2 separate regions of the Homo sapiens genome follow, and region 1 is linked to region 2. A link is a contact called in ENCODE Hi-C or POLR2A ChIA-PET data. All regions are on one chromosome and are shown on one strand. The core of a region is the stretch at or near the end of the contact, and the rest is flanking DNA. Distances in the headings are between cores, read along the strand shown. Region 1 overlaps WLS (Wnt ligand secretion mediator). Region 2 overlaps GNG12 (G protein subunit gamma 12).

Region 1 (4,443 bases), core at 592-3,091, 450 kb before region 2:
CTCTCATTTGTATCCCCTCCTCATTCATGGGAACGAAGAAAAGGTGGGTTGGAAATAAAAAAGCTTGTTCTAGCCTACTTTTTCCTTTACGAAACTTGTCAGAAACAAAGCTTTCCTGTGAAACAGACGGGATCCCTTCTAGTAGCTGGCTTTTCCTGCAAGCGTTTTCTGTCTCTTCTTTTCTTTCTGCTGGCAGCACAAATGTATTTTCCGGGTTAGGGGTGTTACCATTGTTGAAATCTACTTTTCTCCTTGTATAGTCATGCTGGTATGCGGTGTTATTTCTCAAGCACTGCCCTGTAGTCTGGTTCTCTGGTATTTTTGTATTTGTTAATTGTTTAACTCTTCCATTAGTCAAACTCAACTTGTTATCCTTTGTCACTCAAACTCCATTATAAGTGCCCTGAGGACAGGCATGGTTTTATAGCTCTTTGTTTTGGCCTCAGTGCCTTAAGTATAGAAGGCAGTCAACAGCTGGAGGTGTTTTAGATTTCTACATTCATGAAATATTAGAACTAGAAAGGATCTTAGTAAGCCTATGATCCAACTGTAGTATTTCATGAAATAATACATTATGTAAAGTGACTTACTCAAATTGTTTGGCTAAATAGTGGCCTTTTTAGAGCAAGAAGCGGGTGTCCTAACTTTCCTACCCCATGACTGAGAGACATAAGGGGAAAGTACTTGAGCTGCTGAGTCAGGCAAACCTGGGTTCTCATTTTGCCTCCCTCTCACATTGGTAGCATGGCCATGGGCCTCAGTTTCCTCACTTTGAAATTGCCTGTGATGGTTTCCATCTGGCTGGCATCTGCATGGGTGAAAATGTCTACACATAGTAGGCAGTAAAAAATGTGAGCTCTTAGGAATCATTGTTTTATTTCTTTTAAAAATACTTCATTTATAAGAAAACATATTTCTGAGATCTTTTCAGCATCAGAAAATGGTGCCCGATTGCTCTTGGTGAGAACAACTTTGGAGGGAGAACAGGCCAGTAGGCCTCTTTGATGGAGATTCAGCCTAGAATGAGCTAGAAATAGAAATTAGTCCCACCTACAGGACATAAAGCTCATGGATGTAATGCCTTTTCCTTTTCCCAGTTGTCCCTCCATATAAGGGAGTTTGGGTTGATTAACTCAGCAGTTAGTAACACAGCCCTTATCTTACTCACACTCAGAAGAGGATGTGGAGTAGTGGAGGAGGTCACCAGGCCAACAGGCCCAACTTGCTTCCTACATGATAGGAACATCAATGGTCATAAACCATTTGATGAGATAGGAGAAGCCAAGGGCTGAGGGAGGAGATGGCATTCGGGGCAGGTGTGTGGAGTGATGCATGTAGAGACCAACGCAACAGTGCTAGCGTGACCCGAAAGGAAAGAGCAATGATTTTAAGGGAAAGGCTGAGGGTGATGGCTGGAGAAGAAGAGCAGAAAGGGAGTCCAGCTTAACACTCTTGTGTTGTGGGTGGCTTTTATTGAGGGAGGAGCAGCAGAGTTCTTCCGCAGCTCCACCAAGGGTCATGGTTTTCCATTATGCTTCCCATTCTCTCACACACACATATGCTTCATCCACCTTCTTTATAGTATTATGAATCTGTCCATTATCTGGAACCCCGGGTGGCAGTAGAATATTGTCCCACTGTCTCCTGGAGCCCAACTCGAGGAATGTCCTGGCTGATTGATCAAGGGAAGGACCTTATCTTTAAATAGAACCCCAAAGCTGAGTGCAATAATTCCCCACATAAGCCGTATGAAACAAATACTTCGTGTGAATAACACTGGCCTGACTCCAGCAATAACACAGCTGTTGAAACAGCTTAGTCACCAGGGCGATGGAGGTATGCAGTGAGGGAATGTTGGGGTGCCGTGATCTGACATTTAGCTGGCTGGCAGCAGCGCTGAGAGCCAACATGGAGCTGCGGGAGAGCTGCAGAGAGAATCTGCTACCCGTCCACAGGCATTATTCCCTTGTTTCTTTTGAAGCCCAACCGTAATCCCTTCCCTGGGCAAGGCAGACTGAGGAGGAAAACAGAAAACATTTTAGGACTGAAGGGAGGGAAAGAAATGGTTTGCTTCTTTTAGACACCTGGTTTCTGCCCCTTAATGATGCATGTTTATTTCCTGGATAACTTTTTTTTAAATGCCCCAGGCTAGGCAGAGTATAATTTAGATATGGCAAAGGGGGAAAAAACTCATTTATTTATCTTGCCTAGAAAAACGTCATGACTCTTCTTAGCTTACTTGTGTCCAGGGGATGTATGAAGAAGTCAGCAGGGAAAGTCCTGGCCCTGCTGCCTAATATTGCCTGAATCTCTGTAGCGGTTCATCTGCCAGAGCTCTTGTCTGAAGGACTCTGGGTAGATCTGGGCAAAATACTTAGCTGGTTTCGTCAGGATTTTGGGAGGACTAATAAACTGCCATGGAGCGACCCCATCCCTCTGCCAGCTCTTTGAAGAACTGACCTGTGTGTTTTTTCTTTATCCTGGACTCCCTCTGCACTGTTTGTTTTGGAAGTTGTTAAGTTAAATTAGCCATCCCTTTCCTTTCCTGGTTACTGTATGACAATGCAGCTGTCAGTCTGTGAACTCTGCCATCATCTATTTTTAGACACAGTGTGAATGAAGCTGTCTTCTCTAATTGCATTCAGAGAGAGAGAGAGAGAGAGAGGGGCACGCAGGTAGATTTTCACAACGATCAAATCAGCTATTCTAAATGCTCTGTGTACTGACAGTGTCCTGGAGAGAAAGCAAAGAAACCCACTGTGTGTTTTCCTCACTTGCTTTCAGGTTTGTTTTCTTTCCACATTGATGTTGATTATGGTCAAATAGGAAAGTGCTGTTGCCACATTTGCTTTCCAGTGTTTTAACACTTGCTAACTTAGATGGTTCTGAGTTCTCTAGCTTTGTTAGCGAAAGATTGGTTCATCATTGGGTTCAGATTCTTTGGTAAACAAATTCCTTAGAAAATATCCTCCTGGCAGTATTTTCCACAAGGTTAAATCGTCTTAAGCACACTGAGAACTGTGTTAGCAGTGGGCCTCAGTTTCCTTAGGATGTCTCTTTGTCTACCTGGCCCCCCATCCCAGTCCGTCTTCCGCACAGCTGCCAGAATCTCCTCCTTTGCTTTAACATCCTCTAAGCAAAATGCTGCAGCACTCAGGGCAAGCTTCTTCCCTTTGTCATTAGACCCTTCCTGTTCTCTAGCCTTCCCTGTTCCCTCCAGTCCCTCTCACATTCCCTGCCATATTGAATTAGTTGCTTTCCCTGCTATTTTGTGCTTATGTGACTTTTTATACATGGGGCTTCCTCTGCCTGTAATGCCTTTTCCTATCTCGCTGCCTAGTGAACTCCTATTCTGCAATTCATTGGTAAATATCACCTCTTCTCAGTAGGGTGAGCCAGAAGATTGTGTCTTCTGTGCTACAATTCTTGACCTTCTACTCAGAACTCTTGATCTTTTTGTGCTGACTGTATACTTCATATATACTTCTAATGCAGTACAAACTACATGGAATTATACTTATTTATATACCTGCCTTCACCACTTTACTGTAAACAATTTGAGGGCAATGACTTTGCCTTATATGCCTTTTTATCCCTACTCTTTTTTTTATAGAAGAAGTTTAATTGTTTCACTCTTTATAGACATATATAAACATACATTTTTATGTTTATATACATGTATATAGTTCCAAATCCTATTTCTATATAAGATTTGTATTTATTTATATACAGCATTTGGAACTTCTCTGAGTATTTTTTTTTTTTAATTATACTTTAAGTTCTGGGATACATGTGCAGAATGTGCAGGTTTGTTACATAGGTATACATGTGCCATGGTGGTTTGCTGTACCCATCAACCCGTCATCTACATTAGGTATTTCTCCTAATACTATCCCTCCCCCATCCCCCCACCCCTCAACAGGCCCAGGTGTGATGTTCCCCTCCCTGTGTCCATGTGTTCTCATTGTTCAACTCCCACTTATGAGTGAGAACATGTGGTGTTTGGTTTTCTGTTCCTGTGTTAGTTTGCTGAGAATGATGGTTTCCAGCTTCATCCATGTCCCTACAAAGGACATGAACTCATCCTTTGTTATGGCTGCATAGTATTCCATGGTGTATATGTGGCACATTTTCTTTATCCAGTCTATCATTGCTGGGCATTTGAGTTGGTTCCAAGTCTTTGCTATTGTGAATAGTGCCACAATAAACATACGTGTGCATGTGTCTTTATAGTAGAATGATTTATAATCCTTTGGGTATATACCCAGTAATGGGATTACTAGTTCAAATGGTATTTCTGGTTCTAGATCCTTGAGGAATCGCCACACTGTCTTCCACAATGGTTGAACTAATTTACACTCTTACCAACAGTGTAAAAGTGTTCCTATTTCTCCACATCCTCTCCAGCATCTGTTGTCTCCTGACTTTTCAATGATCGCCATT
Region 2 (4,278 bases), core at 1,742-4,241:
TAAGTGCAGGTATGATCTGCTTCTAAGAAAATGTCATTAAATGGTTCTGTTTAAAAGGGGAAAAACAATATTTTCCTCTGTTTAAGGTCCAGGGAATTATTAGAAGTGAAAATACACTAAAAAGAGGAGAAGCAACTGATAGGGCACTAAGAAACAGGATTCTTAATGAGGCAAAAGGTTCTGTTTTTTCCAATTAACTGCAAAAAAACTTATCACATAAATTTGCATGCTAAATTCAACAGGTTCATGCAAGACCACAAGTAGAAATGCAAATAAAATTAAGTAATTAATTAGCCCTATCTAATATAGATGGTATGAGAAAGCGCCTTGTAAATTGCTATCTTTTGATGGCATTATTATTATAGCAGGCTTACCACATTAGAAATACAATACCAGATTTCTACATTGGGTAAAGGCAGAAGGGACATACAAAGATGTGGCAGCATCTACATGGGACACATAGGTATGTTTTCCCAGAATTCAGCTGGGAATCGTTTTCAGTTATAAAGCCCTCCAGCTCATGAAGGCACATGCATCCAGAGATCATGCGAATGCCGGATCTGCTCATTTGTAAATGCTGACACTGACAGGTAATGGTTGTTTATAAGAATTATATGCATGTATTTATTCAATCTACCAAAATCAATCTTATAATTTCTACATGTAATATAAACACATGTCATTTATTTTGACTTACATTTTGCATAAAAGTGTTTCAAAGAATCTCACACACTTGTGAAAACATTCCAAGAACAGACTTTGTATAGAATTTGCTTCAACTTTCTGAAACTCTTATTTGGTCACAGACAACTAAATACTGGTCTCCTGTGATCTCTCCCAGGAGTTTAATCCCTGGACCCATTGAGTGCTAGAAAAGTTTAATTAACTTTGCAATTAAATAAGTAAGTAAATAAAAGGCATAATATTGTTGTATTACCTGTTAGGATTTGCTTTAAAGTGTATATTATGCCCAGTGCCACTCATAAGATGAATTACCCTTGGACGCAGCCCTATTTCCCTCCACTTTAAGTAATTGACCTGCACAGGCAGATTTAAGCAATGGAGGCACTTGGCGCACTTCTTTCTTTCCAAAGCTTGCAGGGTCACATGTATAATTTCCAGTATTTGTCCTTAATACACCAAGAACAGACATCAGAAGAGGAGCGGCTTTTGAAACCAAAGGTAGTGGGTAGCCTGAAACCAAAGGTAGTGGGTATCCTAAAACCAAAGTCTATATCACCCTCCCTTTCACAAGTACAAGAATGATGAGAACACATGCACTAGTAATGTACTTTGGGAACTTAAGTAGAGTTATACTCAGAACACACAAGATGTTGTGCAGAAATGTTATATTTTGATTTAGAGATGTGCATTACAGTTCCTAATTGATATTTAACTAGAAAAAAGCTAAACAATTAGTTTCTCTGACTTAACCTTTTCATTCAATAGATAATACATTTGGGAAAGTCTTAGGAGGAATCTTTTTGTAATGTGACATCATCTCATTTGTTTCATAAATTCTGGCTTTCACACATTGGGTTCAAGCCCTTATCACTCAACTAAAGCACTGCCACAGATTTCTGTGTCATCATTTCACTGGATGAAGTGTTTATTGAGTTCTCACTCTGTGCCCAACCCAAGGCATATGTTGTTCCTGTGTTTCCTGAATTATGAAAAAGAATGACAAAGCTGTCACTTCCTGCCAAGACCATCCATGTGACTCATGATAAATCAGCACATACTTATTCTTTGTGTATTGCATATGGAAGATATAAAGCACAATATAATATGAGGTGCCCACCATCAGATAGAGGATTCAACTTAAAGACTCTCATGGGTGAAGTAGATGTCAATATTTGTGAAAAGTCTGCTGACTATAGTTTTAAAAAGCCAATGCTTGGGACCCATGGCCTGGTCAGTTACTGATATACCAAAAGAAGCAGAATATTTCAAATAGGTCTGGCCCAAGAAACCTGAGGCTGAAATTAGCCGTGGAAGTTCTTTTAGGGGGATTACAGACAGGAATCCTCCTACTCCATTCCACTTCATGCTCTCATTTTGTGATATTCTTAAATTTGAGTGAGTAAAACTTAACAAGCAAGTTGTTTATAGTAACATGAGTATTTAAATTGGTGTCATCTTTTCATTTGTTGTAAGTGATGCTCCGTCATGTTTTGTTTGACTCAACCACATATGTTAAAAGTTCTGTACCTATTTAAAGAAAAATTTTAATGAACTTGAAATAATATTTCTGAGAAATTTTATGTCACTCCTTAAGATGAACTGGAGACATTCTGAAATACAAAACTCAGTGAACTAAAGTATAAACGTACTGTATGGGTGCCATGTTATGTAAATTGTATTGATGTTGCTGATTGGGTTTGGACTTTAAATGGCTTGCTTTGATTTCTGTCCCATGTTTTCCCTCAAGTAACACTTTTAAAAAGAAGCTGTTATCAAGTTTGCTTTTAGAGAGAGAGAATTCTAATCAATTTAGGGAATGAGTTAGAACTGTCAGAAGTTGACTTGGGAACATCTTGTATCATCAGTCCTTTCCCCTTTGAAAATATATAAACATTTAGATACTGTGAGTCTCAAAACAAGTACTTTAACCATGAGGGCCAACACAAAATGTTCACCTTGCTGGTCACCCCAGAAATTCCACAGACTTTGACCTTTTTCAAAGTACAGACATGTTTGACAGACATGTTTCCTCAAATCCAGACATGTTTAAAAGGTGGTGAGGGCATGTTTCCTTGCTAGCGTGTTATGGGAGAAGGTGAGATGAGGGAAGAAAGAAAAATTAAGTATCCTATTTTGCATTTTTTGGCATGTCAAAGTTAGGAGTATCTGCACCACAGTGTTGGGCCTTTCCTTTTTCATGCGTACCTCCAAGGAATGATGCTTCCTGGCAAGTAAAAATTGGATGTCTGTGACCCAGAGCCTGAGCATTGTGTGAAATGGGCAGAGGGCCCAGATTGTGGCTTTTTTAATCCTGTCCATGCTCCCTCAAAAGGCAGCTGCTTCCTTTGTGCTGTGGACATTGGACATACTTGTTAGATCATGATCTAAAGAAGGAAATTGTAGATAATAATTAACGTGTCTTCCATTCTTTCATGACAAATAATGATAAAAATAACTGATAATGTTAATTATCATATAATATGTTATGACATGTTTAGGACTATAGACTTTTAATTTTTTTAATTTTCAAACATATATAAAAGTAGAATGAACCTCATGCAGTTTAATTGTTGAAGTGACCTGGCTGCAGCAGTTAACAACTAACTCATAGCCAGTCTTTCTTCATCCATATCCCCACCCACTCTGTACTCTTATAGTTTCTATCACTGTAGATGCATTTTGCCTGTTCCTGAACTTTATATGAATAGAATTGGGCCAGGCGCGGTGGCTGACACCTGTAATCCCAGCACTTTGGGAGGCCAAGGTGTGTGGATCTCCTGAGGTCAGGAGTTCGAGGCCAGCCTGGTGAACATGGTGAAACCCCATCTCTACTAAAAATACAAAAATTAGCCGGGCTTGGAAGCACATGCCCATAGTCCCAGCTACTCAGGAGGCTGAGGCAGGAGAATCACTTGAACCTGGGAAGCGGAGGTTGCAGTGAGCCAAGATCACGCCACTGCACTCCAGCCTGGCGACAGAGTGAGATTTCGTCTCGAATGAACGAATGGAATTGACAGTGCATGCTCTTCTATAACTGGCTTTTTTGTTCAATATAATATCTGAGAGATTCACCTGTATTGTATGAGCAGTTCATTCCTTCCTGCTTTTCCACCACTGTATCCTCCAGTTCTGGTTTATCAGCTCCTCTTTTGACCAATTTCTGAGCGCAGTCCTGAGCTCATCCCCTTCTGCCCTCTCAGTTACCCTCTTTGCACATCTTCACTCTCCCTAGTTTCTCAACTCTCCTCCTCTGTTTCTGGAAATGCTCCAGTGCCAACCATCTCTGAAACAACCCTCCTGCCCCTGAAAGTTTCGATACAATTCCTTGTCTTGACTACACTGCCAAATTTTTCTAAATATTCCTCTGTAGTCACTGCCTGGTCCCTGAATTAATAGTTCTGTGTTCAGCCCCTTATCATTTGACCTCCATTCCCTTCAAGCTGTGGAAACTACTCAGCAGTCCCCAGTAACTCCCAGTCATCTGTGAGCTGTTCTTGCCCTCTACTTCCTTTTACCCCGTAAAGTGACTAATAACTCCTCCCCCTGGTTTTGTGAATAACAATTACTAGGTGTTTTTCTTTTCTTAATCATAAA

What was found. Hi-C counts contacts between places; a loop is a spot of excess contacts on that map. ChIA-PET counts read pairs that join two places held with the same protein, here RNA polymerase II (POLR2A). Pooled maps may share reads with other maps.
Region 1: a loop to region 2 is called in a map of endothelial cell of umbilical vein, with 2.2 times the contacts of the local background. The contact joins two enhancer-like sites. A Hi-C loop is called at or near these places in 1 of 168 maps with a recorded cell type or tissue (endothelial cell of umbilical vein), 1 of 37 single-sample maps with no recorded cell type and 1 of 50 pooled maps. POLR2A ChIA-PET finds 5 or more read pairs at or near these places in 1 of 52 experiments (OCI-LY7).

Annotation. Positions count from the first base shown.
Region 1 is chr1:68,171,634-68,176,076 of GRCh38, reverse strand. All of the region lies in intron 2 of WLS (Wnt ligand secretion mediator), which reads left to right. The region is part of intron 9 of GNG12-AS1 (GNG12, DIRAS3 and WLS antisense RNA 1); the gene reads right to left. Among named protein-coding and RNA genes, the nearest start is that of MIR1262, 9.8 kb to the left of the region's middle. Within about 2 kb of position 1,841, at least 25 of the 41 ENCODE cell types and tissues checked have a DNase peak (open chromatin) inside an H3K27ac peak, as active enhancers do; they include endothelial cell of umbilical vein, where a contact is called at or near this core.
Region 2 is chr1:67,723,809-67,728,086 of GRCh38, reverse strand. All of the region lies in intron 2 of GNG12 (G protein subunit gamma 12), which reads left to right. Among named protein-coding and RNA genes, the nearest start is that of GADD45A, 41 kb to the right of the region's middle. Within about 2 kb of position 2,991, at least 11 of the 41 ENCODE cell types and tissues checked have a DNase peak (open chromatin) inside an H3K27ac peak, as active enhancers do; they include endothelial cell of umbilical vein, where a contact is called at or near this core.